Regions from separate parts of the Homo sapiens genome. Here all the other regions are linked to region 1. The links are chromatin loops, found by intact Hi-C in ENCODE. Cell type or tissue: OCI-LY7. All regions are shown on one strand. Region 1 has its middle 230 kb from the start of LINC02227. Region 2 overlaps LINC02227 (long intergenic non-protein coding RNA 2227). Region 3 has its middle 33 kb from the start of LINC02202. Region 4 has its middle 270 kb from the start of LINC02227. Region 5 has its middle 100 kb from the start of LINC02227. Region 6 overlaps EBF1 (EBF transcription factor 1). Region 7 overlaps EBF1 (EBF transcription factor 1).

What was found. Peaks named below come from ENCODE experiments on the same cell type or tissue, not always from the same donor. Only the 100,000 strongest peaks of a DNase experiment are listed, where the experiment ranks them.
Region 2: it touches region 1 in a loop (4-fold over the local background); 4 of 110 quality-filtered maps call a loop at or near these places.
Region 3: a loop joins it to region 1, with 5 times the contacts of the local background. A loop is called at or near these places in 36 of 110 quality-filtered maps.
Region 4: it touches region 1 in a loop (4-fold over the local background); 10 of 110 quality-filtered maps call a loop at or near these places.
Region 5: it touches region 1 in a loop (4-fold over the local background); 2 of 110 quality-filtered maps call a loop at or near these places.
Region 6: it touches region 1 in a loop (8-fold over the local background); 2 of 110 quality-filtered maps call a loop at or near these places.
Region 7: a loop joins it to region 1, with 3 times the contacts of the local background. A loop is called at or near these places in 5 of 110 quality-filtered maps.

What each region holds. Positions count from the first base shown.
Region 1 is chr5:158,173,544-158,177,543 of GRCh38, reverse strand. No RefSeq gene overlaps it. Among named protein-coding and RNA genes, the nearest start is that of LINC02227, 230 kb to the left of the region's middle. In OCI-LY7, CTCF peaks have their summits at 202, 2,237 and 2,437; DNase peaks (open chromatin) are centred at 1,953 and 2,423; H3K4me3 peaks cover 406 bases; H3K27ac peaks cover 655 bases.
Region 2 is chr5:158,397,009-158,401,008 of GRCh38, reverse strand. All of the region lies in intron 1 of LINC02227 (long intergenic non-protein coding RNA 2227), which reads left to right. Among named protein-coding and RNA genes, the nearest start is that of LINC02227, 11 kb to the left of the region's middle. In OCI-LY7, no CTCF peak of the experiment used is centred here; DNase peaks (open chromatin) are centred at 1,578, 2,218 and 3,038; H3K4me3 peaks cover 1,270 bases; H3K27ac peaks cover 2,679 bases.
Region 3 is chr5:159,130,993-159,134,992 of GRCh38, reverse strand. No RefSeq gene overlaps it. Among named protein-coding and RNA genes, the nearest start is that of LINC02202, 33 kb to the right of the region's middle. In OCI-LY7, CTCF peaks have their summits at 1,447 and 1,647 (motif pointing right); a DNase peak (open chromatin) is centred at 1,672.
Region 4 is chr5:158,675,656-158,679,655 of GRCh38, reverse strand. No RefSeq gene overlaps it. Among named protein-coding and RNA genes, the nearest start is that of LINC02227, 270 kb to the right of the region's middle. RefSeq lists an enhancer at 2,245-2,294. In OCI-LY7, CTCF peaks have their summits at 2,044 and 2,246; DNase peaks (open chromatin) are centred at 2,325 and 2,845; H3K4me3 peaks cover 1,412 bases; H3K27ac peaks cover 1,388 bases.
Region 5 is chr5:158,509,452-158,513,451 of GRCh38, reverse strand. No RefSeq gene overlaps it. Among named protein-coding and RNA genes, the nearest start is that of LINC02227, 100 kb to the right of the region's middle. In OCI-LY7, no CTCF peak of the experiment used is centred here; DNase peaks (open chromatin) are centred at 1,811 and 2,331; H3K4me3 peaks cover 1,847 bases; H3K27ac peaks cover 3,392 bases.
Region 6 is chr5:158,809,509-158,813,508 of GRCh38, reverse strand. All of the region lies in intron 8 of EBF1 (EBF transcription factor 1), which reads left to right. Among named protein-coding and RNA genes, the nearest start is that of EBF1, 290 kb to the left of the region's middle. In OCI-LY7, a CTCF peak has its summit at 1,949; a DNase peak (open chromatin) is centred at 988; H3K4me3 peaks cover 1,893 bases; H3K27ac peaks cover 2,477 bases.
Region 7 is chr5:158,768,334-158,772,333 of GRCh38, reverse strand. The region is part of intron 10 of EBF1 (EBF transcription factor 1); the gene reads left to right. Among named protein-coding and RNA genes, the nearest start is that of EBF1, 330 kb to the left of the region's middle. In OCI-LY7, CTCF peaks have their summits at 1,434 and 1,638 (motif pointing right); a DNase peak (open chromatin) is centred at 1,693; H3K27ac peaks cover 1,109 bases.

The DNA of each region.
Region 1 (4,000 bases):
TTCTGGGGCAGAGTCTTTTGAGTCCCTGGGCCAGACCAGGGGTGAGGTAACTTGGTAAATGGCTGAATAGTAAATAGTTTAGGTTTTGCAGACCACATACCAGTTCTGCCATATACCTTTGTTTCTGTTTTTGGCTTATTTCAATCCTTTGAAAGTGTAAAAATCATTCTTAGCTTGAGAGCTCCCTCTTACTCCTGTTCTTGGTCTCAAAACCTTGGAGTCAAATTTCCCTCTCCTACCACCTACCCATCCAATCATAAAGTTCTTTGGATTTGGGGTGTCTCTCAAAATGCCCTTTAAATCTTTTTTAGCACCCATGTCCCCTAGTTCAGGACCCCATTCTCTCATGCATGCTCTGGTCACCAAAATGGTCTCCCTGCTCCCCAGAGAAGCCCATGTGTCACCACTGGATTTATTTTCCCAAACAATGCTTTGCACAGATAATTCTCATGATAAAATATCCTCAAATCTAAGCCCCTTAGTCTGCATTAAGGACCAGTCCCCCAGAACACACACACAGACACCCATACAGTTATATAGTCCTTAATGATCATACACAGAATCCTACTAACATTTAATATGCTAACATCACACTAACAGCAATAAGCATACTAACATTGAGTGAGCATTAATATGAGCTAGCCACTCTGATAGACACATGATCATCTCAGTTAAGCCTTACCAGACAGAACCCTATGAGACAGGTATGATTGCGACCCCATTTTACAGATGAGTTGCTGAGGCCCAGAGAGGTCTAGAGAGATGAAGTGACATGAGCTAGTTTATGCAGTGAATTGATAAAACGAGGAACTGAATGGTGGCCATCAGACTCCAGAGGCCGTTCCCTAAATCTCCACCCTCTATGGCCTTTAACCATGTCTCCCCCTCTGCCCTCTGAGAACCTCAACCACAGTCCCTCCGAGAAACATCCTCAAAGGGACCACATCTCAACTCTTGTCCTGGAAAAGATGTTGATGCCTGAACTTGGAGCACCATAAATGGAGCAGGCATGCCCCTCTGTCCAAACAGCAGACCCCATCAGATGTCCCCAGCACCAGGCTGCCAGCCAACAAGAGGGCAGCTCCGCACAGCTGCATTGCAAAGCAGCAGACCAGGGCGAGCTACTAACATGTGGATGCCGCCACTCCACAACTTGCTTAAAAGCCACACTGTGTTTCCTGGACAATGGCCGCAGGCCAAAACACACACATTCCAGTTTTTACGACTATAAGGTAAGCATTCTTTTAATGGCTCTTTCCCTGTTCCTTCACTCTCATTTGTGTTGTTTTCCTGGTTCCCTCTCCTGGATTTTTTCCTTTCTTAGCTCAGCTCTGCTCTCTGCCTCCCTTGTTTCCAGAGCCTCCTGCCTCAAAGCTTCCTTGTCTCTATCTCCTGCCTGGCTTTTCTGCAGCTTCCTTACTGTAGTAGTCTTCTCCTCCTTTCTGGGTTTTGGTCAGCTTTTCCCTAATTACTAGACTTCCCTTCCTCCTGTCTTCCTGTTTGCTTAAGGAAGCCTCCCTCCCCTCCCTTCACTTGTGTCTTCTTCCCACTTCTGCCAGCCTGCCGGCCTCTCTGCTTCCCAGTGGCCTCTCCCCATTGCCCTTTTCTTCCTTTCTGGACACCTGGTCATCCTTGCCCCACTCTCCCTTCCCCACACCCTTCATCTTTCACCTCTGTTCTTTGTCCCTTGTCTCCTCTCTCTGCTCCTCCCTCCCCTCCCTCATGGGTCCCCTCCTGGTTTCCATCCCCCCATCACCCCTCCCCTTATCTTTGTTTTCCTTCTTTCTGGCTGCTGATAGAGTGGGAGTAGTTGCAGGCTGTGTCCCTGATTTCACATGCAGACCAGGAGCCAGCCTGTCAGTCTAACAATAAAATTGCACGGAAACGGAGGTCTCAGTGCCTACATGCAGTTTGCCCCTAAATGGAGCTGAGCTAGAAGGTTTCAGAGCAAAGCCACCAAGAGTCCCAGGCATCTGGTTCTACAGGCAGGATAGAGAAAGGACTTACTGTTTCTTTTTCCCACTGATCTGGTGTAAGTCAAGGCCAAAGACCAGGGCTGAGACGTGTCATTTGTAGGTTGCAGCCTTGGGGTGGGACCTCCATGACCATCCCTGCCTCCTGACAATAATACACAAAACACACACGTGCGCACACACACACACATGCTCATTTTCTTATTCACTTTCCTTCAGAGCAAAGGCCCTGTAACTTTTCAGATGAAGTATACAAAACTCCCACACTGCAAAATAAAAGCTATAAAGAGAACAAGAGCCACTACCACAGAAGGAGATGTTGCTGCTGGGGAAAGGGCTGCCTCCATCCCCTCTACTCCCGCCCATCAATTCTTTTCAACTTTAGTTGTTCCCTGTTTCCTTGACTGAGCCCCCATTCAAGCTGAGCTGGTGCCTTTCCTTAGAGGACAGCGCCATCTAGCAGGTGAAATGCCAGACCCTTAGCTGAGAGGCGAGAAGAAAAACTTTCCCAGCTGCAGGCTCCCTGGTTCCCAGCTTCTCTTTTTAAGTCTCAGCCAGTCAAACCCCAACAGGTCTGAAAAAATGTGATTTAACCCTTTAGCCTTGTTGAAGATTTAAGTGTCTTCCAATCACCCCTATTTCTCCAGTGCCTGATTTTGTTTCCATCTGTGGCCTTAGTTCCTAGAAAAAGCTAGAACGTTCTAGGTGAGCCAACAGTCTGCGTCTGATGCTTGGGACTTAAGGTGACTTTTTTTTTTTTTTTTTTTTTTTTTTGAGACGGAGTCTCGCTTTGTCGCCCAGGCTGGAGTGCAGTGGCACCATCTCGGCTCACCACAAGCTCCGCCTCCCAGGTTCACGCCATTCTCCTGCCTCAGCCTCCCAAGTAGCTGGGACTACAGGCACCCGCCACACACATGGCTAAGTTTTTTGTATTTTTTTAGTACAGATGGGGTTTCACCGTGTTAGCCAGGATGGTCTCGATCTCCTGACCTTGTGATCCGCCCGCCTCAGCCTCCCAAAGTGCTGGGATTACAGGCGTGAGCCACCGCGCCCAGCCTTCAGGTGATTTTTTCCAAAGCAAAACAAAATAGAATTTCCCAAAGCAGTCTAGAGGATGGCTTAGGCTCCATCTGGAGTTAAGTGGCAATCTTTCTTTCTCTTTCCTTTTTCTATCACGGTTTCGTCTTTCCTTCTGTAAAGACCCTATCTCCAAATATGCCCGCATTCTGAGATAGTGGGGGTTTATGACTTCAACATCAACTTCTGGAAGAACACAATTCAGCCCATAACAGATGGCAGATGGTTTTCTTTTCTCTTGCAAACTCTGATCAGTTGGTGGTGGCTGCTCAGACCCCTTGCCAAAGAGAGTGAGAAGGATTCTAAGATCAAATCCATATGGGGCAGAAAAGAGTGCTGTGAATGACTGTCAATGTCTGCTACAGGCATGGGAGTATGGAGGGGCAGCGGGATGGTCCCATGCTTGCCCTTGCTGGAGTAGGGCATGTGCACAACATAGACCCTGCCTCTCAGGAGCAGGGAACATCTATCAGCACTATATATCTCAACATACCAAAAACATCCCAAGGCCACACTTCTGAAAGAAGGCCCAGGGCCATTGTGTAGTCCTCTCAAGCCCTTCATTTTACAGATGAGGAAAACTGAGGTCCAGAGAGCTTGTGTCTTGCCTATGATCCCTCAGCTCCTTTGTGGCAATACCAAGACTAGACCCTAACTTCATATCTCCTGACCTATTTGCTTTTTCCCAAGATCTCCAGTTGCTCCTGGTAACATCAAATGAAGACAGAAATTCTTGTATTGCCCATGCGAGATTCCCCAAGTCCCTCATCCTACAGACCCAAGAAGGAAGCATGTGAAGAGAGCGAAGCTAAACGTTGAAGGTCCTGGTTGGAGTTGGTGGTCAACTCCACTGTTGCTTGGATCACTAGGCATTAAAGGGTTCTGAGGCTGCATTTAGGCCTTTCCAGAGAGAACACTGTCATCCATTAGCAATGGCTGCCATTGCTATG
Region 2 (4,000 bases), 220 kb before region 1:
TAGCCACCACGCCCTACCCCATATCCCAGTAGAGTTTTAGTTCAGGTTGTGATACTGACACACTATTTGGCTTTAAAGAAGGATTTAATGTCTCTGGGCCTAGCAAGCGGTTAGGAAGACAGAACTGGGTGATTCCTAAGACTTCTTCAGTTCTAACATTCCACAGTATCATTTCTTAATGGTCTGGTTAATATCTTTTCTGAGTTCTCATAGGCTCAAAATCAAACGAAGTCCTGGACCAACACCTGTAATATCTCGCCAAGCCTGCATTCATTACCCATATTCTGCATCTGTCAGGAGGTGACCATCCAGGCTCTTTCAAAGTCCATACCAAATGTACATGTGTGTTCATGCACACACATGCATGCACACACACTTAGCTTTGAAAGTGAGCATTTATGAAATCCAGTCCCACAGAAGTTCAGCTCTGTATCTTTTTTCCTGCTGGATATGCAAGAAAAAAGAAATGGTGTCCTTGTCCTTCACTCTGATAAGAAGGTGGCACACTGCCTTCCCCTCTGATAATCTAAATAAGGAACTATTTATCTGGAATGATTTATGCTATTTTCTAATATTCTGATTATAAAAACAGGTGAATATACCACAAACTTACCTTAATAGACTGTGGCCCGCCCTTTGCAATCTTTTTTGTGTATTTTTGGTTTAGGACATCCCTCCTTCATGCCCAGTCCCCTTGATAGGAACCAGCCATGCCTGGACTGAATAATCGCCATTATATGACTTCTCCCTAGTTTTGCAGTTTAGAATTCCATTCTTTTGGCTTCTGGGTTCATCTTAGATCACAATTTTGCTTGCTAAATTAAGAAGTAACTACCCAAAATCACACAGGCATGTATCAACACCTTTAATCTCCTAGGAGGCATATTGTCCTGACCTGCTGATTCATATAGTATGTGTTATGCTCAAATTACTGAAGAATTCCCTTACCAGCCTTTTGTCAATAGTTATTTTTGCAAGGTCTTCATTACTTCCTAATTGACTAAATTCATTTTCTTCATTTCTTTCATTAAAGACAGGCTTAGAAGTGACATCAATTTTGTAGCTTTTCTAATGGCTTTCTTCTTTCAGGCTTGTCCTCATTTCGAAACAGGTCTGTATTCTACCCTTAGCTTATATCATCTATCTATCTATCTATCTATCTATCTATCTATCTATCTACCTACCTACCTACCTACCTACCTACCTAGCTACCATCTAGCCATCTATCTATCATCTGTATTTTTGGATTTAATTGAGATTTTGAAAAGTCGCCAGTAACCGGATGTCTAGCTTTATAAACTTAGGTATGAATAACATTCCCCCTAGTAAGATTTCCCCCTTGCCTTAGTTCAATATGCATGGAACTACATGGCTGGACTAGGAGGAACCTGGCCTCTTTATTTCCTGACCATCATTTTCCCCTGATCTGGGCTTCTAAGATCAAGTCATCCTTGGTCTTTTTTACCTAGTGGATCCAAAAGTTTGATGTGCCTTCCCGAGGCTAGAAAATGCCCTACTACTATAAAAAGTTCATTGCCCCAGAATGAACTACATCTCACTGGGCTCTGCGTGCTGCATTCCTTGCCAATGCAAGTTCCTACTGAAGATTCAACAGGTCTTTCTTCAATGGCTACATTCAATTTGTTTCATGGCAAAAGTGCCCTGAATGCCCAAATTATAGTTGGGGTGTGTGTGTTTGTGTATGTGAGTTTTAATTCACTGAAAAAGTTGCTTCCCAAGGTTTAGTGTTGCACCTAGAAGATCTGAATCTGTGCATGTTCTGGGTTCTTCTGTTCCCTGGGCCCAGAAAAACCATTCCCTTTACCATTTTAATGGAGGGTTGAAGTCCTAGATCTGTGTCTTTCCAAATTATATAAATAACCCTCAGTCATTCGTTTTAGGAGCCTTGAAACCTCCCTTCACCAATGAGTCAGTAAAAGGCACCCTGGCCACTTTACTAGATGGAGACAGCCTAGAATTATAGAGAAAAGGAGGGGCTCCATCATGACTCTCTTAGAAGATCTTCAGGCTCCAAGGCAAATGTTCTTCCCCCTCCGTTGGGCTTGCTTAGCAATCGTTTTTTCTGGTCAGATACCTCACTGTACACTCTAAATATTCTTAAACATTAAAGCATTTTGCTAGTGGCTTCTTTTAGCATTTCCTTCTGAGACGCTATCCACACCTGGCTGACAATTTTAACCGTCTGTGTGGCTGGCCAACTTGGCTCAACAAACCACAGTAAGGGTGTGGGTGTTTTTCATTGAAGAAACTGCTTTTGCTGTTTTTACTGGCTTGACCAGTCAAGCGAATTAAAAGAAGTTGCATGTGCTTTTAAAAAATTAAACCATTTTTGGCACCTTGATCAGTGTTTTGTTGAAATCTAACTGATTTTTACTTGAGTTTGACACAAGTTGAGGTTTAAAATTGCTTTCATCTATAGACCTCCCCTTTCTATGAATAACCCACAGAGCCAGTCAACCCAGTATGAACATTCAGCTTGTCAGTTTTGCCATCTGCTACTTGGGCATAAAATCTAATGGTCCCCATTCATTGCTTAAGATCAAGATCTTTGAATATGGTAAGACCTAGAGGGGGTCTTTAGCCTGGTTTTGCCCTGCACTAGCTACATGACCTTGGGCAAATTACTTCCCTTTCTTTGTGCTTCAACCATCAAATGTGAAATGGGTTATTACTTTCTCTGTGATAAGTGCTCTTGAGGGTACAAAGATTATCAAAATAAGATCCCATGATCAATTAATTTATATTCTAAATGGAAGAAGAAGACAAAGACACAAATAGGTACATTGAGCAGTGAGTTCATGAGACATCTACGAAGGGCCATGGGGGAATTAAAGAAGGAGAGATTACTTCTCTGGGGAAGAGGGTTATCAGGAGGCCTCCTTGAAGAAGGTGATATTTAATGAAGAGTTTGATTCAACAGGCAGCAGTAAAAATAAGAAGAAATCAGCAATAGCAATAGCAATAGCAGCTAACACTTTTAGAATGTCTCCTGCAAGCCAGAGCCTATGCTGAGCAGGTGACTTGTACAATGTCACTCAACCCTTCCCACAGCCCCATGACTTAGGTATCATTAGCATATTTTATTTACAAGGCGGAGAGAGGTTCAATAACTTGCTGAAGAACATGCATCTTGTAAGGTTGTGCCTAGATTTCAATACAGAGCTTGTGTTCCTAACCACTGGGGATGTACTGCTTCCAGCTAGTTGGAAAGGGGGTGACAATAGAACCAGTAGGAAGAGTTTATACACACGCAAAAGAGGGCTGCAACAGTGTTCAAGGACAACTGGGTACTTATGTTTGGCTGCAGGAATGCATGAGAGAGCGGCAGGAGTAGGAGGTAAGGATGAGAACATAAGCTGAGGTCCCCATAGGGAGAGATGGCCTTTAGGAGCCCTGCAATCAGAGTAAGCCACACAGTCAGAGATTTGCTTCAGGAAGACGGATTTGGAAAGGAAGGTCACTAAGGCTGAACTGAACGGACTATGGACTGGTTGGGTTCAGGGGAAAGGAAGGTTGCTAAGGCTGAACTGAACGGACTTTGGACTGGTTGGATTCAGGGAGATGAAGGTGAGGCATGATTGCCAAGTTTCCATCAGGAGACAATGTGGAGGAAAGCATGTTGATAATTAGCGAGTGCCAATCAGATGTAAGATTTCTCTTTTCACTCATGCTCAAGTTGTGTAAGAATAGGGGTTCGCCATGCTTTTCTGTCACTAAAGAATATTCAGATTCCCCCAGAAAATCTCCCTCATGGAACAGGGTGGCAGCAGGGACACCTTCCAATGTCCTTTCTAAAATCATACGTCCATGCAATTTCCTAAGCCACAAGCACAACACACATAATGATAACTGAGTTCTTCATCCCTTCACATCCCTGTCAAGAAGAGGGTTAGAGGTAAAACAGAAAGGTACAGGGCTAGGGGCCAGTTTCAAACACATCCTAGTCACTTTCAATTTACATTATTTTGGACCAAGTCAC
Region 3 (4,000 bases), 960 kb before region 1:
TATTTTATTATACTTTAAGTTCTGGGATACATATGCAGAACGTGCAGATTTGTTACATAGGTATACATGTGCCATGGTGGTTTGCTGCACCCATCAACCCATCATCTACATTAGGTATTTCTCCTAATGTTTTCCCTCCCCTAGCCCCCAACCCCCAACAGGCCCCAGTGTGTGATGTTCTACATTTATATTTTTAAAAAGAAATACATAACAATACCAATAGATTATAGATTTAGACATAATCTATACATGCATATGTACTCTATAATATATCTAAAGATATATAATATCTACTATATAACCTATTCATGATAGACTCATGAATTCTAGATCCATAGATTGTAGATTGTGTAAGCATTCATGAGTTTATTCTAATAAATAAATGCAAACATGCATAAGCGAATCGGGAAAGCCCCTCTTTGAGTAAAATGTTAACTAATAAAATGGAGAAAGGAATGACAGAATTAGAAAATTATCATTTTGCAACTATTATAATAATAATTGATTTAGGCAAGAATTATCCATGGATACTAAAACTAGTGGATGAAAGTTTGAAAAGGAAAATGATGCTTATATAGCCTCAAAATATTGTCCCTCAAATCATTAAGAAAGGAAGAACAGTAACTCTACAGGAGATAAACCTGGGAGATAACACGGTAACCAAGTGACTGAAGTTAGCATCGCCAATGATAGAACAAGCCTTCATCATGTACCTCTTGACATAATGCACTAAGGAAGATACTCCTTCACCTCTGAGATATTCTTGTTAAGAATAATCTAATCATGAGGAAATAGACAAACCCACACTACGAGATATTCTACAAAACAATGTTTCCTTTTTAATGACAAGCCTGCTTAAGTCAAGGGTTGCATCAAGAGTTGCATTTTCACAAAGTAAACCATGAGATATTATCTTACAACAGTCAGACAGAATAGCAATTATTAAAAAGTCTAAAAACAATAGATGTTGGCAAGGATGTGAAGTAAAGAGAATGCTTATACACTGTTGGTGGGAATGCATATTAATACAACCTTTATGGAAAACAGTATGATTTCTCAAAGAACTAAAAATAGGACTACCATTTGATCCAGCAATCCTGCTACTGGGTATAAACCCAAAGGGAAAGAAACAATTATATAAAAAAAGATATTTGCACTAATATGCTTATCAGAGCACTATGCACAATAGCAAAGACATGGAGTTAACCTGACTGTCTCCATCAATGGAGGATTGGATAAAGGAAATGAAGTAAAGATATACCACGGAATACTACTTAGCCATAAAAAAGAATAAAATCATGTCTTTTGCAGCAACATGGATGAAACTGGAGGCCATTATCCTCAGTGAAATAATTCAGAAACAGAAAGTCAAATACCCCATGTTCTCCCTTATAATTGGGAACTGATCAATGGATACACAGGAACATACAGAGTGGAATAGACATTGGACACTACAAAAGGTGAAAGGGTGGGAGGGTCGTGAGGGTTGAAGAACTACCTGTTGTGTACAATGTTCGCTATCTGGGTGATGGGCACCCAGTAGTGAAGCCTAGACTTCACTACTAAGCATGTAAGAAACCTGCGCTTGTACCCTCTAAATATGTAAAAATATTTTTAAAGTTGCATTTTCAAGGAATACCACTAGATGTCACTGTGGTTTTGCAGGTTGCACAAATTTTATCAGTAAAGACATAAATTCCTTGGTGGCCTGCCTCTTGACTTTGACTCATTTCTAGACTGGGCACATTTAGCCAATTTCAACACATATAGCCTTTGTGAAGCCTACAAATTAAATAATGGTAAAAGCAACGAGGAAGGAGGCAGCCGGCTTAAAGCTTGTTTCTGCGATTACAAGCCGTGGGAGCCGGGCAGTTACTGCTCCGTCTCTGGACTTGGTTTCCACATGTGGAGGAGACTTGGATTGCCTGCTCTTAGTCTCTTCAAGCTCTCGTAGTCTATGACTTTAAACTGATGTTTTTTCAACTAAAATTATTTCAGTGCCCCTTACAAGATTTTTGTCCAACGACATTGAACCCACTACTGATTTTTCTGTTTTGTTTTGTTTTTAAACTCAGAGCTTTTATTTATATAGTACTTGTTTTTAAGTTGACTCAGCTTTTTAAAATGTAAATAAAGAAAAAAATGTCATAGGCCCATCACAAGTGGAAACCAGTTCACTTGCCATAAATAAAGGTAACCACAAAAATAAATGTAATAAAAACAACGTAATATAATTAAATTCAAGCGATTGTTTGCCAAAGGCTCAGAGCATGAGTCTACTCTTTTTTCCTCCTTTTTTTAAAAGGGAGATTTGGCAGTGTTGAAGAGGAGTTGAAGACAGACCAGCCCCGAGACTTTCCTTTCAATGTCAGCAGAAGAATTGAGACTGAGAAGACCTTTCTCTCTGTGCAGTTTACAAAACCAACCACAATACTTCATGTACCGTCCAAAACCAGTCTCATGCTTTTATAAGCTGTTCTAAGCTATAAGATTCTTTTTTTTTTCTTATTCTTGATTCTTCAATATTTCTAAAGGGCATGATTAGAAATCATACATTATTAAATGTTTTCTTCAACATATATTTAAGCTTTCATTTTATTTTGGTATCCATTTCAGTTTTGTATTGGTTTAACTTCCCTTTAATGTTTATTTAAATTTGCCTTTACATTCAGTCTTCTTCCACTTAAAACACTCACTCTCTTTTTAACAGAGGAGGTGATATATACCCCTCTGCTGTCAATGTCGAAGCAATTACGTGCCACCAAATGGCTTGTGATGTGCCATCTCCTCCTGATAAAGGCTCATGATAGATAGGATGTGGCAGAGGTCAGGAATTCTGCTGAGTACAACCTGAGGGTATCCTTCAAATTGCTTGAGCTTTCTCCAAATCCCCTAGGACACAATCAGAAAACGAGTCCCCTTTAATTTTGGTGCAGAGCTTTTTTCTTCCTTCTTCACAGAGATTCAGAGTGAAGATGCGTTAGGCTGAGCCATCTAATTGCATTCTTTACTCCCTAACATTAGTTTAGCCCTTTCCTGCTTTGTATCATCTATTATAATTACTAATTTGCTGGCCACAATTAGCATAGGGGGTTTTATAGAAGCAGAAACAATTTCTTAGCTGCCCAATGTTACTAAATAATTTAAAAAGGGGAAGACAACGAATTTCCATCAAATGTGCTTTGTTTTCTTAATGCATGTGTTGCCATTAAGGAAAACCATTATAAGGTAAAGAAATCAGGAAATTCATAAAGATCAATACACCAATTATTTCCTGCATTATAAAAGTTACCTCTTCATAATTTTCTTTTCCTGGTGAGGTAGATTTAATTTGCTATTAGAAACTCAAAAGCTGAGAGGTCAGTTTCACTGTTCAAAACAGACTGCTCTTTGTCTAGCAGGAAACAATGTTTTCCCAAAAAAAAGTCCAGAGAGATCACATCCCCCAAAAAAATCATCATTGAAAAGGTTGATTATGAATCAATAGAAACTTTTTTTTCTATAACAAATTATGTTGAACTATACTGTACCCCCCAGGCCCCACCCCCAAATCAGAGTAAGAATCTCTTGGGGGTTTTTTGTTTGTTTTTTGTTAGTTTTCATCACTGTAACTATGCTGAAATTCAAAGCAGGGTGGGCAGATATTACACAACTTCATGAAATATACTAAATATACCAGTGGAAATCAAATGTGAGGCATGGTTAGTTTCTGCTGGCAGACTTACTTGAGATTTTCTGAAGAATTCTTCAGGTTTCCTCCAGCCCCATTTGTTCCTGATGCTGATCAGTGTTGATGATTCCATTATCTTCTTTATGTTACAGATTCCTCCCTCCCCCAATGTTCACTCTATTGTTTTATTATGTGTTGACATCAGCCTGCGGACGATGGTGTTCTGGCAGAGTCCCCTTCCGTGGCTTTCTGAATACCACTGGTAAGTGTACTTTGAGCCTCTTTCTGGAACTATATCCCCAGGGCTGCAAATTATACTTGATTTCATTG
Region 4 (4,000 bases), 500 kb before region 1:
TGCCAGTGCTGGAGGGATAAGATGGAATCAGAAATCTCTCAGCAGTAGCCAGCGTGGATTCCAACTAAGGATCGCCAGGCCACATCCGGCTCAGGAAAGGTTGTCTGGAGGATCAGAGAGCTGATCTTCCAAAGGTCTGGGAACCATGTGGATTGCTGGAATTAAAGCTCACCCTTGGGGAAAAGGAATTGGAAAAACAACTCATTTTGACAGAGATTAGGTTTCTGCCTCATCAGTGGGGATCAGTCTTGAAACCAAAACTGAGCTTAGAGAAAGGGAAAGCTCAGCTTCTTGCACCTCTGAGAATGTGGTCTTTAAACTGCACCTGCTTTGCTCATTTCCACAGGGCTCCTGATGATTCACTACATGTAGGCTCAACTCCCAAATACAGTCTCTGAGCTGCATTAGCCACTGGGTGGGGAATGAAAAACAGCCTCATTCCACATCCTCATGGTCCTGGAGGGGAACAGTCTTCATATAAATATACACAAGAAACTCCAGTCTTCAGACATCTGAGCTTTTTAGCCCGCATAATCATAACACCTCCGAGAGCAGGGATGTCTCTATCAGTGTGTGGGTACACAGCTGCTCCTTCCATAAGCGAATCCTCTCCATCCAATTCAGACTGAGTTTCAAGTTGATTTTGGAGAAAATGTATACAGTTTACAGGTTTAAAGCCTTTTCTTCATCCCAGAGGACAAGCAGCCTAGGGGAAAGGAATGGGGGACTGCTAACATTACAGAGAAGAAAGGAAAGTAAGGCATCCCCAAGAGACAGGGAAGAATGAGGCCAGAGATGCAAAGAGGGCAGATGACAATTGTCAGATGAGTTTCATCACTCGGCTTTGCCTCTACCTGCTCCCAACTTCTCTGAAAAATTGTCCTTTGGGGCCCAAACTTTCTCTGTTTTGTCTCAGCCCAAAGGTGAGTTGGTAGGAAGTTTGAGCAGAATTGTTTCAGGCATCTTGGAGTTACGCAGGCAGGCAATGAAATAACATTATTTCCGCTTTCAAAATAAATAGGAGTTTTTGGTCACAGAGAGCTCAGGAACAAGAACTGAAGAATGGTTGCATCCTTAGACTCCGGGAATCCCACATCCCTGGTAGCAAACAAACCTCAGAGACTGGGAGAAGAGAGAAGATGTAGGAGTCTGTGGACAGGAGGAGAGTTAAAGTAGATTCTGTTAACCAAGTTAACTTATTTCAGTTTAATTGTATCATTACTGATGGATGGAAACCACAGGCCATGTCTTACCCTTTTTACTCTTCTTTTCAACCACTGAAAAGAACAAAATTCTCTTTGCCAGGCTTGTAGTTCTTTATAATTTTCCAGATTACCCTCCAATTCCAAGTGGACAAAGCTCTGTGTTTTTTTTTTTTTTTTGTCCCCCTTCGCCTTCCTTTGGCGATGAGGGGGTATTTTTAACCCAGCACCTTTAAACACAAACACACTAATAAAAATCTCTGAATCTAGACAGACAACATTTGTTAAAAAAAATATGCAGAAAAACAATTTGTACATACTATGAAGAGGCTGAGGAGTTAGGGTGGAGGCACATTTTCTGGGCAAGATTATACCTCTGGTATTTTTAAAATCAGTAAATACATCATAGGTCCAATGTGGCAAGATTTGGTGTGGGTTATATAGCCGCAGTGATCTCTTTTCTGGTCTCAAAGTATTCCTCATGGAGATAGCAAATATGTCATATGAAAAAAGGCTATATAATGCCTATTTCCCACTCCATGCCCAGGTGGCACTGCCACTGACTTCAAAGCATGCCTTATCCTTGTACCTGCCGCCCTGCAGATAATGTATAAAATAGCAGAGAGACAGACACATGTGCATGCCGAGCAGTGTGCTTTAAACATCTCAATATATTACCTGGCATGCGGGGTGCATCCTGACTGCTCTATGGATGCTTCCCTCCCGCCCTCCTGCCTTTGATATGCAAGAAGCTAGGGCCAAATCAGCCACTCCGTCATTTCCATTATAAGTATCTTTGGGGATGCGTGCTTTGGCAGTGAGGTGCCAGGGCCCCAGATTGGACCCCACCATGAAGTTCTCAAAGCTTAGCAATTTTGCAGAATTTAATGGGCGTTGGGAGACGATTTTACAGACTGATTTCCAGGAGCACAAATATTCAAATTGCTCAGCCCCTATTTGAAGACAGATCTGAAGGTGCACCTTACAACCTGTGTGGAGCAGGCTCTTTTGAATCTTGTCCTTGAAACAAAAAAAGGGGGGAGAAAAAGAAAGAAAGAAATGCAGCGCCCCCTGGGACTTTACCGGCAGAGACTCTAAGTGCAGCGTGACTGCAAAGGCCTGCCAGGAGTCCTTGGGGCAGGAGGGAGGAAGGGGATGAGAGAGACCGGAGATGAGAAGGGCCTTCAACAGCCATTGGGGAGGCGGTGGCGGGGGAGAAGAAAGGGAGACACGTACTAAAAACAACAGAAACACAGGTGGAAACGGCCTTGTGGGAAATCAGCCTGTCAACAAACAAAGCTGGAGGCTGGAAACCACTGCCTCACCAGCCCAGCTCCTGGGCAAGGAGATTGTTCTGTAAATAAATTAGCGGTGACTTTGACTGCTTGGAAATTAATACTGACACCATGAAAGCAGCAAATGGCTCCCTTTTATCAGGAGCAGAAGCACTACACTTCGCAAACGGATCTTCTTTGCCTTTCCCTGTTTTATTTTGCTTTGTTTTCTCGGGGAAAGTAAATTAGAGCCACTTACATCAGCAGCTCAGGTTAAAGAAGGGGAAGAAGAGAGAGAGAGAGAAAAAAAAAGTTTCATTTCATGTACCAGTGGCTTAGAACTTCATTTAAAGCTAATCACGCCCCCCACTTTCTGCGAGCCATTTCTGACAGCCAGCATAGCCTAGAATGCCCATTGAGAGACCCAGGCACAGTGAGCTTTGCTGGAGTTGCACCCAAAGAGTGGGGAAGTGGTCTCCAGGTTTCTGTCAATGGTTGAGAAAGTGCAGTTTCTAGAAAGAGTCAAGTCATCTAAGGTCTAACTTTTAAGAGCTGCCCAGTGTGGGCTTCTTCCAGAGGATCTCAGGTATTTCCTTAAACATGTACTCTTCTTCCAGAAAGATGACTGCGTTGTTTTTTTTTGTTTGTTTGTTTTTTACCTTCAGAAGATAGGAGTACCTCCAAATTTATCAGGTAAAATAACTACCTTTATGAACGTGACCCAATAAGGCAAAGCAAAGGCCTTGAAACTGTAATCATGTTTATACTCTTGTGAAAAATCAGAAAATCTGTCTTTTCGCTCTATCTTAATCATTGCCCTTCCCCCAAACAAAATGGACCAGTGATTTTAAAGAATCAGATACCTTTAGAAAAATTGCATATTGCAAATCTCTATCACTCAATATCCTACTAGTAAAAACTCTCTCTTGACAATTTCTGTACATCTGTGGTAAACTCAAAATTGATGGTGGCAAAAAGGACCTTGAAGCCTCATAAACTCTTGAAGCATGTTCTGGACTATAAAAGGTGCAATTATTTAATCTAATTTTACCAGAAATTACAGTTGTCTCTGCCTTGGAAGAGTGATAATCCATAGGTAATAGTCATGGTGACTCTGAAATAGCCAGAATCCTAGATTAGTGAGAATGACTCCAGTACCACCAGACATCAGAGTCTTTATTGCATATTAATTCTTTAGCTCGTGTTGAGACAAGCTTGCTGGGACTCCTTTGTTACTTTGTTACAGTTGCAAACTCCCATGTAGACAAAGAAAGTCAAAAGAAAACTTAGCCCTTGCACACCCAGCAATAAAAGATTGTAATGGACACAAAACACCACAACAAGCTGCTTCATTATGAAGTGAATTAGAGGTGCTGCAACTCGCTGCAGGGATCCCTCAAACTGTCAAGAACTGAGAAACACCTGGGAAGTAGCTGATGCTAGAAGGGACGTAAGGAAAGCACAGGAAAGAAACTAGAATTGTGTCAAGGACATTGGGCACATGAGTGGTGAGCCACAGAGTAA
Region 5 (4,000 bases), 340 kb before region 1:
CAGTTGATCAATACTTACCTTGAGAAACAGTGCTGTGGACATGGTCTGTTACCCTCCCAGGTAACAGGAGGAACATTTGTTTCTCCACGTGTATCACTATGGGGTCTGGGGGAATTAACACTATCTTCAGCTAATAGTCAAGCCCTAACTGGCCTAAATTGATTAATATAATCTCATCCCTAGAGTACAGTATAGTACAGTTATTGTGTCAGAGATGGACACATGAACTATGTTGGTCCAATCAGAGAGAGTATCTTTGCTTAATGACTAAGGAAGGAGAACCAACTTCTCTCCTCTCTCTCTCTCTCTCTCTCTCCCCCTTTCTCTCCTCATTATCTTCCTCCCCATTCCTGCTGAATGTGAATGAGAAAGCAACAAGTCATACTGTGGCCATGAAGGGGGCCAGGCCTAAAGTGAAAATGGAAAGCAGAAAGAAATCAGGTATTTGGTAACATAGTAAGCTGCTGGATCAAACCCTAGCTAAAGCTTCTTGATGTTCAACTACTTTCTTCATCTATATACAGGTTTTACTTGCATTTCCTACCCCTTAGAGGTAAAAGAATACTGATACACACAGGGATGTATGGCTTATTCAACAATTTGAGAAATACAATATTCTACTCACAAAAATGTTCCATGTAACTGAAATGATACTTTATCAAATATACTTGATTTATTTTTTATAATTATTCTAAATTATACACATTGATGCCTTAAAAATTATACCAAATAAAAGATGTGAGAAGTACTCATATAATCCTAAATACTTCCTCCATGTTCCATAGTACACTGACATCTTTGCAAACTACTGATGTGGATCGAATTGTTGTCTACATGCTAAATATTTCTGAATACCACCCTTTTTTAAAAGCTGCACTTTGGAGTTTTGCAGTTATATTCTTAGCTTCCAGCTTCCACTCTGTGTGAAGATCATGACGCCAACCTTTAATAGCTATTTATTCCATATAAATTACTGCTTCTAAATCTGTTACAAGCTGGGAAACCATATTACTGAGTTTGTTAGAATTGTTTTTAAAACAAGAATGAATGGACACTACGTAAATGCCTTGGGGGCAGGGGGCAGGCAGCAAGTCTCCTGTCTATTACATGTTCTTAACCCTATTGTTGGAACTCTAAGGCTCCATGTAGAGGCCTGAGAAGCCTACACAGGAGATAAGAAAACAGAGCTGTGGGGTCCTGGGAACACCCCCTCCCCATTTCTGCTTCAATCAGCGCATTTCCATTTTTATCTGTTTTATGTAACAGAGTTCTGAAAAAGATTTCATTTGAAATAAAGATTCAATTCTTTAAAGAAAAGAAATGCTCCCCTATACCAGCGTATACGATGGAATACTGTACTAGTTATTTTCAGGTAGAATATTTTCCATAGTAGAGGTAAAGTCTTGGTTTTGGAAACTTACCTACACAATTCCAGTGAAGAGAAATAAGAAATAAGAATTGCAGTCTCTGCCTTGTGGAAAATGGCTTAATTTAGTTTTACTAATGTTGCTTATTCAAATCTCATCTCAACAAAATGCATCTTTGCAATGTCAACAGTCCATTTTGCTCCATTAAATCTAAGGTGTTATGAAGCTATAAGATATAAGGTGTTATGTAAGATATACCATTATTGTATGTAGAATTAAGAAAGAAAAAGCATGGCCAGTTAAACCATACACTGCACATATCCTTTGTGCACCACTTCACCTACAACAGTTCTGTGTAGTGTTTGGCCTGCTTCTGACTGCTTCCTGCCCCAGAATTTCTCTGACACTGCACTGCAGAATGCCTGCAGCCTTGACATTTACACACCTGCAACTTAAGGATGTGGGGAGGTCATGCTCCATGGAGCAACCCACAACCAACTGTAGACAATGTCCTCACAGCAGATGATTCTAAGCCAAATTTCATAAAACTCTCCACAGAAGGTCCTGGGTGAATTACTAGTCACATACAGGCTAGGCCATTCAATAACATCACCTTGCATTACCTTTCCCCACTTCTTGTTCACTTGCCCTCTCCTGGCCCTAGAAATCCATTCTCAAATAAGCTACCTGCATGCAAACCTTTGTCTTAGGCAGGCATTGTGAATTGTAAGACATATCCCAATTTCAGAGATGTTAAATATTTTCATCTAAGAATCATGAAATATGGTCCTTTATGAGAATAAAAGACAAATTTGTTAAGTAAACAAGTTGATATCAAAGACCGTCACCCTATACTTAAATAAATAAATAAATAAATAACACTGCAATTTTATTTGTAAATTGTTCTCCTTTGCTTCTCATCTACAGCCCAGGGCAATGTTCCCACTGAGCACAATGATGACACTTTGTCCCTGTAAGCTCCTCAGGCTTCAAAGAGGGATTAGAGAGTTCACTTCACTCTCTGCAGAGAAGTACAAAAGTCAATGAGAGACTTTTATGATCTCCCTCCATACCTGCTCCTCCTAGGTTAAATAAATGGCACCTCCATCCACCCAGGTGTTCATAACAGAAACTAGAAATCATTATCAGGTTATGTAAAGTCTGCCTCTTTAGAATTTCTCAAATCTGTATAATTCACCTTATCTTCACTGCACCACCTATTTCATGCCACCATTACCTTTCCCTGGGCATTCATTGCCTCTGAACTGGTCTCCTACTTCTACTTTACCCTACTCTAACCCATTTTCCATATTATTCTTTCCATCCATCCATCCATCCATCCATCCATCCATCCATCCATCCATCCATCCATCTATCCGTCCGTTCATCCGTCCATCCGTCCATACGTCCATCTATCCATCCACCCATCCATCCATCCGCCCATCCATCCATCCGTCCATCTGTCCATCCATCCATCTGTACATCCATCCATCCATTTATCATCCATTATTTTGTCAAATAATTATTGAATGTTTATATGCAGGCACTGTGCCAGAGTTTGAGGAGTCAATGTTGAACAAGAAAAATATTGTCTCTGCCCTCATGAAATTTTACAGACAAGTATAAAATCAGGTTACATATCTATAAAAATGTTCATATATGTGAATATTTCAGATTATATATTTATACAAATCAACTTGACACTTTATCAAATCTACTCGATTTATTTTTGATGGTAATTATTACAAATTATACACATTGGTGCCTTAAAAATTATACCAAATAAAAGATAAGGAAAGTACTCATATAATCCTAAATACCTCCTCCATGTTCCCATAGTACACTGACACCTTCGCAAACTATCACTGTGGGTTAGATTGTTGTCTACATGCTAAACATTTCTAATATTTTCCTTTATTAAAAGCTGCATTTTGGAGTTTTACATTATATTCTTAGCTTTCATCTTCCACTCTGTGTGAAGATCACTCTGCCAGCCTTTAATAACTATTTCTTCCATGAAATATATATTTATATATTTATAAGTATATTTTACATATATAAATGTTCTGATTTTTATATATAAATTAATCTGAAATGTTCCAATTTTTATATATTTATGTATAAATGACAAATATTTCAATATTTTTATATTAAATATTTAAATAGTATATTTATAAATAATATATACATAAATATAGATAAATAAACTTGACAAATATTTAAATATATATTCATATGTAAATATATATGTGTGTGTGTATGTATACACACACACACACACATATATATATAAATCTGAACATTTTATTCCCTTTCTTTAGTGATACTCAAACAACTTCCAAAATCTTAGCAGGTGAGCCCTATAAGATCTTTCACAATCTGGCCCCTCAATATCTAGTCTTGCTGCAGATCACATTGTGACACCCTCCCTCTCTCCGTCCCCCAACACACAGGCACCAGCTACAGTGGCTTTCTATCAGCTCCTGTAGCATCAAGCTCCTTCCCATCTCAGGTCACCAACTTTCTCTTCTCCACCTGAAATATTCTTCTTTCTCTTTATTTCCTGGTTAACTCTGATTCCCCTTCAGAAGGAATGCCTTCTATGAAGCCTCTACCAGGCTGAATCCCACTCT
Region 6 (4,000 bases), 640 kb before region 1:
GGAGGTTAACAGTTGGTTCTAGGAGGCCTGGAAAAGCCATAGAAATGTGGCATACATAGCCATTGTGCCTTAGGTAGCTCTCACCCTGCATTCTTCTCCCTGGATTTCTTCAGCTGGGAAGGTGTTGTGTACAAGCGGCTTGATAGTTTGCAGTGAGCTTTCAGACCACTATTTCCCATGCAGTAGGTGAGATAATTTTAGAAAATGGAGGATAAACATTTAAACATTTTTAATGGTTGTGTGTTTATGTTAATGCGTAAACAAAACAATAACTCCAACTTCAAAATCATGATCTCACAGCTATTATTGCTTAGGGCAAGACTAAAGTTAAAGAAAAAGTTGATCTAAACAAACATAGCAGCTAAATACTATTAAGTAAATAATAGTGTAAGTGGTACAGGGATAGAGGAAAATCAGGACTGAAGTTTGGGAAATGCTGTTAGAGAGGGCTGTAAGGGTTGGGGGAAGTAATAATTCTTTCAAGTCACCAGGAAACAGTGTAGGACCCTGGGAAACATTCTTTTTTTGAGTCAAATCATTTTTAAAAGAAAGTCCTTTAGGCTCAGTTTACTGTTAGAATAGACTTAAATATCCTAACAGGATTTTAAAAAATAAAACTCCCAAGCTGCTGTTTTTTTATTTTTAAACAAGTAGGGTCTGCATGTCAGAGAGCAGAAATTAGTTTGGAAAGAGGACTTGCATCAGGAGAGAAAATCAGCCAGGGTCCACCCAGGCAGCGCATTATGATAATACATACGGAACCAGCTGGACACTGAGCAAGGCTGACATTGTGTTGTCAAGGGCAGGATCGCCCATCAATTTCTGAGATAGAATTTGAGTTCAGATGACAGAAAGAGCAGCAACTGTGTTGAAACTGATGCATGGGGGAGGGGCAGGCAGGCAGGAACCACCGGGTCTAAAGGCAGGAAGTCCTGGTACCTCCGGAAGGGGGTGGCTCTGTTTTCTCATCTGGCTGCTACCCTTCCTTCTAACCTTAACATCTGTCAGCAAGATCCACCTGGGTCCTTGCATGATTAGAGCCCACTAAAGGGGGAGCTTACTGGTGCTAATTTTAACCCCCAAGAGAATAGAGTGCCTGCTGCTGAAATGGGGGCTAGGTCGACCCAGGAAATGGGACTCCACGTAGCCACCAGTTGTCAACCTAAGAAGCCCATTGTGGGTGTAGTGGCAATTGTTAATAACTTTTGGAAGAATTCTTAACTTTTCAGCTACTCTGTTTAGTTCCTTAACATCTTAATAACACCAGTGATTCCTCTTTAGTTCATTTGCTTATTCATTCAATCATTCATCTATTTAACACTAACACATGTTTATTGACTGACTGCCAATTATATCAGACAATAGGGCTACAGAGGTGATAAGGCAGGGACAGTTGTTAGCATTATGACGTAGACTGTCACATGAGTGTAAGTATTTATGTGCCGATATTAGACAAATAATGGCACACGGAATGATTTAAACTGCAATGATGGTTAAGTGCTATAAGGTACAAATACAGACTCCTAAGAGAGCTTAGAACTGGGGGACTCAGCCAAGTCTGAAGAATCAGGGAAACTTTTAAAATTTTCAATGAGAATGAACAGGAGAGGGGAACACATATTCAAAATTCCACGTGGGGATAAAACATTAGAAGCTGTAGGGAGGGCAAATAGGGAAGGTAGGTTAGGTCTGAGATCCATTTTTGAGAAACTAAACTTGGAAAATTTCCATAGGTTGTTTACTCTTTGACTTTGAGATGTGGTTCCATTGCAGTTTCTTAATCATGAGCTAACAGAACTCAGTGTCCATAAAATGGTAGCATTTAGAGCAGTGTTTTGGGTGATCATGGCCTTACTGTTACGATAGCGGTTGTTAAGTACTTTCTCTGCATCAAGTTCAGTGCTGAGCACTTTGTATGATCTCTTTTAATGCTCTTAACAGCCATGGGAGGGCACTAGTATTATTAGTTTTACTAAACACATTTGGGAAACTGAGGCCATCCTTTAAGGATTTGGTCGTGGCCAAAGTTAGGTTTTTATCTGCAGCTTTTGAATCTCCAAGTAGTTGACACAGGGGTCCTCACCACTGTTTTTTCTTATTGTTTAGTCAGTGCTAACCTCCCCTCCACATTGGACTTCAGACGTGGAGAGAAATTCTCCTGCTATTTGAGCATGTAATATAATACTTGCTTCAATTGAAACAAATTGACGACATTACTCAAAGGCAAATTGAAAAGCCAGATCTATGCTAAATCCCAAGGGTAAGTTAGTTGGCATGTGCAGTGATATATGGGAAGGTGCTTTTCTGGGTTAAGATAAAAAGTCCTGGTATCACGTCACACTATCAGGCACCCCATCTCAAACTCCCTGTGCCAGCCCTGCAACTTGAAATACTCAGTGGACAGAAATGATACTTTATAGAAATTAGGTGGTCATCATTGTTATCAGATGAATATGATGCCATCAGCATGATTTTAGCATCCTCAAAAAAAAGAGATTTACCTGGAGGGACACAAGAGAAAATCTGAAGCATGGATTGCAGGATTGTGGCTTTTCTGCCGGCCTGCCGTGGGCAAGTCGGCTGGGAGATGACCTAGTAATTAAAATCCTGCTTAAACGTATGCTGCTGGTCAGTTATAACAGAAGCACTAACATGGGCAACCAGAGAAAGATAAGAAAAGCGAAACACAAAAGTAACACTCTTGAGCCCACAGGGTGCAGAAATAGATCTGAATGGACTGAGTGCATATCTGAACGCTAAGCATGAAAGCAGAACCCAAGTACTAATATATTTTTATCCCAATCTGTGAAATTAATCAATATTTTATATGCGAACATATGCTCCTGTGTTGCTGGCTTATTTAATTGACAGTTGCAATCAGCAGGATACCAGTTGTTCAAACCCACATTTTTCATCCACAGTTCTGGGGAGAAATGCAGCAGGGGACCCAGGGAACAGGGACACAGACAGTGTCAGATTTGAGGCCTCTTCTCAACCCTTCAGTTTCTTTCATCGTCCTTGGGGCAAAGTAATAAAAATTTCAAGATAGTGCAAATGTTGAATATGAACAGAGAGCAATGTACTTGGGCTACTATTTAGAAGAATGATAATTAAAATGAACGTAGTTGGTACAAATTGAGATCTTTAATTCTTCATTGTTTTTTATCTGTTTCTCTTTTGAACATAGCTGGAGAAGCCAACAGATACTGAGCACCTACTATGTGCTGGGCCTGAGGCAAATGCTGTTGGGTGTATTATCCGTGGGCTGGTGGGTGAGGGGGATATATCCCAGCCAGTTCCAATGTATTGGATCATTTCTTGATAGAGGAAGAAAATATATCTTTGGTCTTTCTTTGCCAAAATCTTCTGGCGGAATCATCAAACCAGCTGTGCTTTTCCAGTAACTATTATGTGCAACAAATCTATAAAGTCAAACCTCATATTCCTCTACCTTTCAACTTTGGCAGAATCCTAGAAACTCTCCTTGATTTGGTTAGCTAAAGGCCTGTGGAATCCAATCTTTGCTGTTTAAAAGAAAAAGAGAGTTGGGGGAAAGTGTTATTAAGGTACTATTTTAGAATAGTCTATTTGTTAGTAAATTGTTATTATTTTCATGATACGTGCAACATTCTATAGTGAAGACCATTGGAATGGACAATGTCCAGATTAAAAATGAAAGTTAAAAGGAACTGCCTGATACTTTAAAAATGTTTCTCATAGTGTTGCTATCGTTTGTGTTAGATGTTCAGACTCAGTGTGTGTTTAGCAGCCCAACATGTAACAACAGAAAAGCTTCTAAGCCTGGAAGTTTGGCAGTATTTTCAATGTTCCTGTATTTAAATTGGCACCTGTGCTATTATATTAGGATGCCATTTTCTGAACTTGGAAATAGAAGAAGGTGGAGAGAGATTTTACTGTAATTCATATGTGGGTCTGAGTCTTAGGGGGAAAATAACTTTACTTGGAAATAGAGTAGTAATATTCTGTAAAGTTAATAAAT
Region 7 (4,000 bases), 590 kb before region 1:
GTTTTCACCAGAAATCTCTGTTTCTCATTCTTGGAAACCTCCTCCACAAAATAAAGGCTGCCACCTTGGGCTTGAACAAAGTCATTGGTTTTAGGGAAGAAGTGGAGAGTTTGCACCTAATGGATCTCCTGCACTTTAGTCTTTTCTTACATAAATTCTTTGTCACAGTACGCTCTGAATAGCCACTTTCATGTCATTACCCTGCAGAGAAACCTTCCCTCTTTGCTCACTGTATGTAAGACGTAGCCCAAGTCCCGAGTTTGGCTCACTGTGCTCTGGGGCTAGGGCTTATGATGCTCCAGTCAAACCAGTTTCCTTGCTGTGCCTCCAGCTCACTTTAGCTACTTTGGGCATGGTGATTCACCTGAAGGATCCAGTTCAAACTCTTACCTCTCTGAAGTGTTCTCTGACCGCTGTGGTATAGTGGACAGAGCCCTGGGCTGATAGCAATGAGGCTTGCATCGTATCCCAGCCTTGCTACTCGCTAGCTGTGAGACAAGTTGCTTATGTGCTCTGGACTCCAGTCTCTTCATTGTGAAATGAGTCAGTCGGACTGACTTTGGTGCTCCCTGTAACTCATCTTGATTGACTGGGAGAGTCTCTGTCCTTGAATCTCTTTTGTCCCAGGTGCTAAAACCATCCCATTCATCATTCACTTCCTTTTGTCCTTAGTTCTCTTGTTCTGTTCATAGGTAGACAAATCATAAAAAGTCCACAAGCTTCATGAAGAAATAGAAACTCTTCCTCAATCTTATTTTATACACTATGTTGAAGGGATTTGGCTCAGCATTTTACTTGCAATAGGTGCTATCATTGACATATTGCCCAGGATCAATGGGTCTTCATTGATTTTTGTCCTCTGGATAACATGGAATGTAAATAAGAGCTGTTAATTAAGAATCTGTCCCTTTCTACTTGAAGTTTTACATACATAGAACATAGTTTCTTTAAATGAAAAAATGGGATTTGGCTTATATTATGAATTTCATTTTCTTATCTGTAAAATGGAGCTATTTTAATAGTACCTTCATCTAAGGAGTAAAAGGGTTAATGTATGTAATGCAATCCTGAGAGTACCTGGTCCAGTATGAGTGCTCCCCAAAAGTAAGTGAGAAAAGCAGATAGTGGGTATATATATTTTTGAAAATCCAAAGAATTTGTCATTAGAGTTTGATGTTATGTATGTGTCAGCTTTGATTATGAGTAAAGACATTGTTTCTTTCTAGGCATTAGAATAGGAATAAAAATACCTGTGTTCTGTTCTGATTTTACCACTTCCTTTTGTTACTTCATTCATTCACCTCACAAATGTTTGTGGATTGCCTGTCTTATTCTAGGCAATGTTCTAAACCAGTTCTAGGCCAAGTCCTGAAACAGTGTTAAGCAAAACCAGACACAATCCCTGTTTTCTTTATTCTAAAGACTAAGAGGGAAAATGGGTGTTCATAAGTTTACTATTTCAAACCTGGTACGTGTCCAGAAAGAAACAGCGCTTTTGATCAGCACATAATAAAAGAGCCCTGACCAGTCAGTTAGAGATATTTCTCTACAGGAAAAATTGCACAAGCTGAAGTTTGAAGGATGACAAAGAGCTAACCCAACAACCAGTGAAGGGTGGGGGTAGCATGGGGTTAGGGAATGAGCCTTCCAGCAGAGGGAGCAAATGAGAAGGCCCTGGGTGGGAGGAAACACGGTACCTTGGACGGCTGTAAGAATTGCAGTGAGGCTGGAAAATCAAGAGGGAGGAGGAGAACTGTGAGACAGAAGGCTGCGAGAAGTAGTCAGGGACAAGGGTATGCAAAACTTTATAAGCCATGGGGAGGAGTTTTGTTGTTATCTTAAGAACAATGGACAGTTTTGAAGTGTCTGAAATGACAGGTGGACGTGACCAGGTTTACATTTTGGGAACAAACTAACTCTGGCTTCAAGAAGCATAGGAGACCAGAATGTATCTTGGAAGGCCTCTTAGGAGGTCATTGCAGTAGTCTGGGAAAGAGATTTGGTGACTTTGATTTGGGTGGTAATCAGTGGAGATGGAATGGAGTGAGAGGAATCAAGAGGAATTTAAGAGGAAAAATGGAAAGGACTTGATGGGTTAGATGTGGGGATGAGGGAGACAGAGGGGTTAAAGCTGCTAGATTTTTGTCTCCCTCAACTTAAGGGATGGTAGGGCCATCACTTTTCTGTGCATCCCAAGGATCTTGTGAATATCAATGAAAAAATGGCCATGAAAATATTTTGCATAGCGTAATATTCTATACATATGTTAATTGTTATAAAGACAAGCCTAAGCAAACTCAGAAAGAATTGGAGAAAGGAAGGCAAGAATGTGTTTTCTTTTTTGTCAGATTGTTTTCACTTAGGGATTCAGCTGAAAGAGGGCTGGGTAATGAATACTTGACTAGCAGCTCTGCCTTAGCAGTGTCCTAATTGGAATAGACCCAACAAGAAAGAAAAATTCACAGGCTGCTCCTGTCCACATGTCTTAAATATTACTCCAAATGAACCATTTACACACAAAGAAAAGAATTCAAGGCAGAGGGAGTGTTTATTCTTTTTGCTTTTGTGATACAAAGGGTAGGTCCCAAGCCTCTCCTTTTTTTTTTGTTCCACAACATATGATTTTTCCCTGATCAGATGTATGCTGATGTGATCAGTGATTCTGAATCTGCTGGCATTTGTACAGTTAAATACTGTTGGTGTCATAATGAGAACAACAACAACAACAAAAGTCACTGAAAGTAACCATTGTACTTCCGTGACAGCTATAAAATGAGAGCCATTTCTGCAAAGAATAAAGCTGATCTGAAGGAAGCATATTATTTTGCATATTTTACAAATATACTTTCCAAGAAATATGACCTTTATTTCCTATTTGGAGTGGAGTGTAATCAGGACTTGAGTAGCCAGTATAACAGGATCATTAAAAGGGATATTTTCACTGACATTAGAGGTCTAAATGGCCACGAGGCCTTATATACAACCTTGGCTTTTTCCTGTCTACCCAGAGTTAATAAGTGATAAGGCCGGGAGAGAGATAAATCACAGAAATCCCTGTCCAAAGAAAACATATTGACTACAGCCAAGCAAATAACAGACCATAACCAACGGTCCCATTCATCATTCATGTAATAGGGATATGAAGTATTTCCTACCAATGAAACCGTACAGTAGGAAGAAGCAGATAAGCTGGTCCAATCTAAGGCATGAGATTTGGTTATTAAGGAACATGAACTATTTGTCACATGGCTTTAATCTTAAGATGTGTTGCCATTTCTAAACTATAAATTTCTGGTAAGGGATTAGAAAGCTATTAACAATAAAAGTAGGAACTGAGCTGTATATGTATTCTTGCCAATGTAATGCAACACTGTAAAGTTTTGAACCTCTAATCTTTTTAGTATGATATAACATGATTTGGTTTTCAAAGCCAATAAACTATTTGGAAGTATTCAAGTTTTCACTTTTTTTAAACCGAACATCATGATAAATTAACCCTTCAGCTTTTGACTGTATATCTTGAAATTTTCTCAAATATTGTGGAATAGGAGTAGGAAGTGGAACTCTAAATTTCTTTTCCTCTTTTCCTAAGATGTATTCCAAATGTTTGATGGAGGATTATTCGTTTTACTTATCTGTGTTTGCAGTGATGTGGATGCCAGTCCTGTTCATTGTTAAAGTTAACGAAGAGACGTGGGACCCGCTAGGGCATTCACTTTTGTTTTTCATTCTTTACTGCAAAGTTATGCATATTGATTTCAGATCATTTAGGAAGCACCAATAAAACATAATTAAAATAATATTGAAATTGCTTACATTCCTACCGGTTTCTTGTTACATAAACACTCAATAAATGTGAGCTATTAATATTGTTTAATGATATATATTTTGCAGTATTTTTCCTATGCATATATCTGACTTATTACCATAATAATTATATCTTACATCATATTATTTATCTTTTTTCATTTAAAAATACATAAATATCAGGGAGTTATGA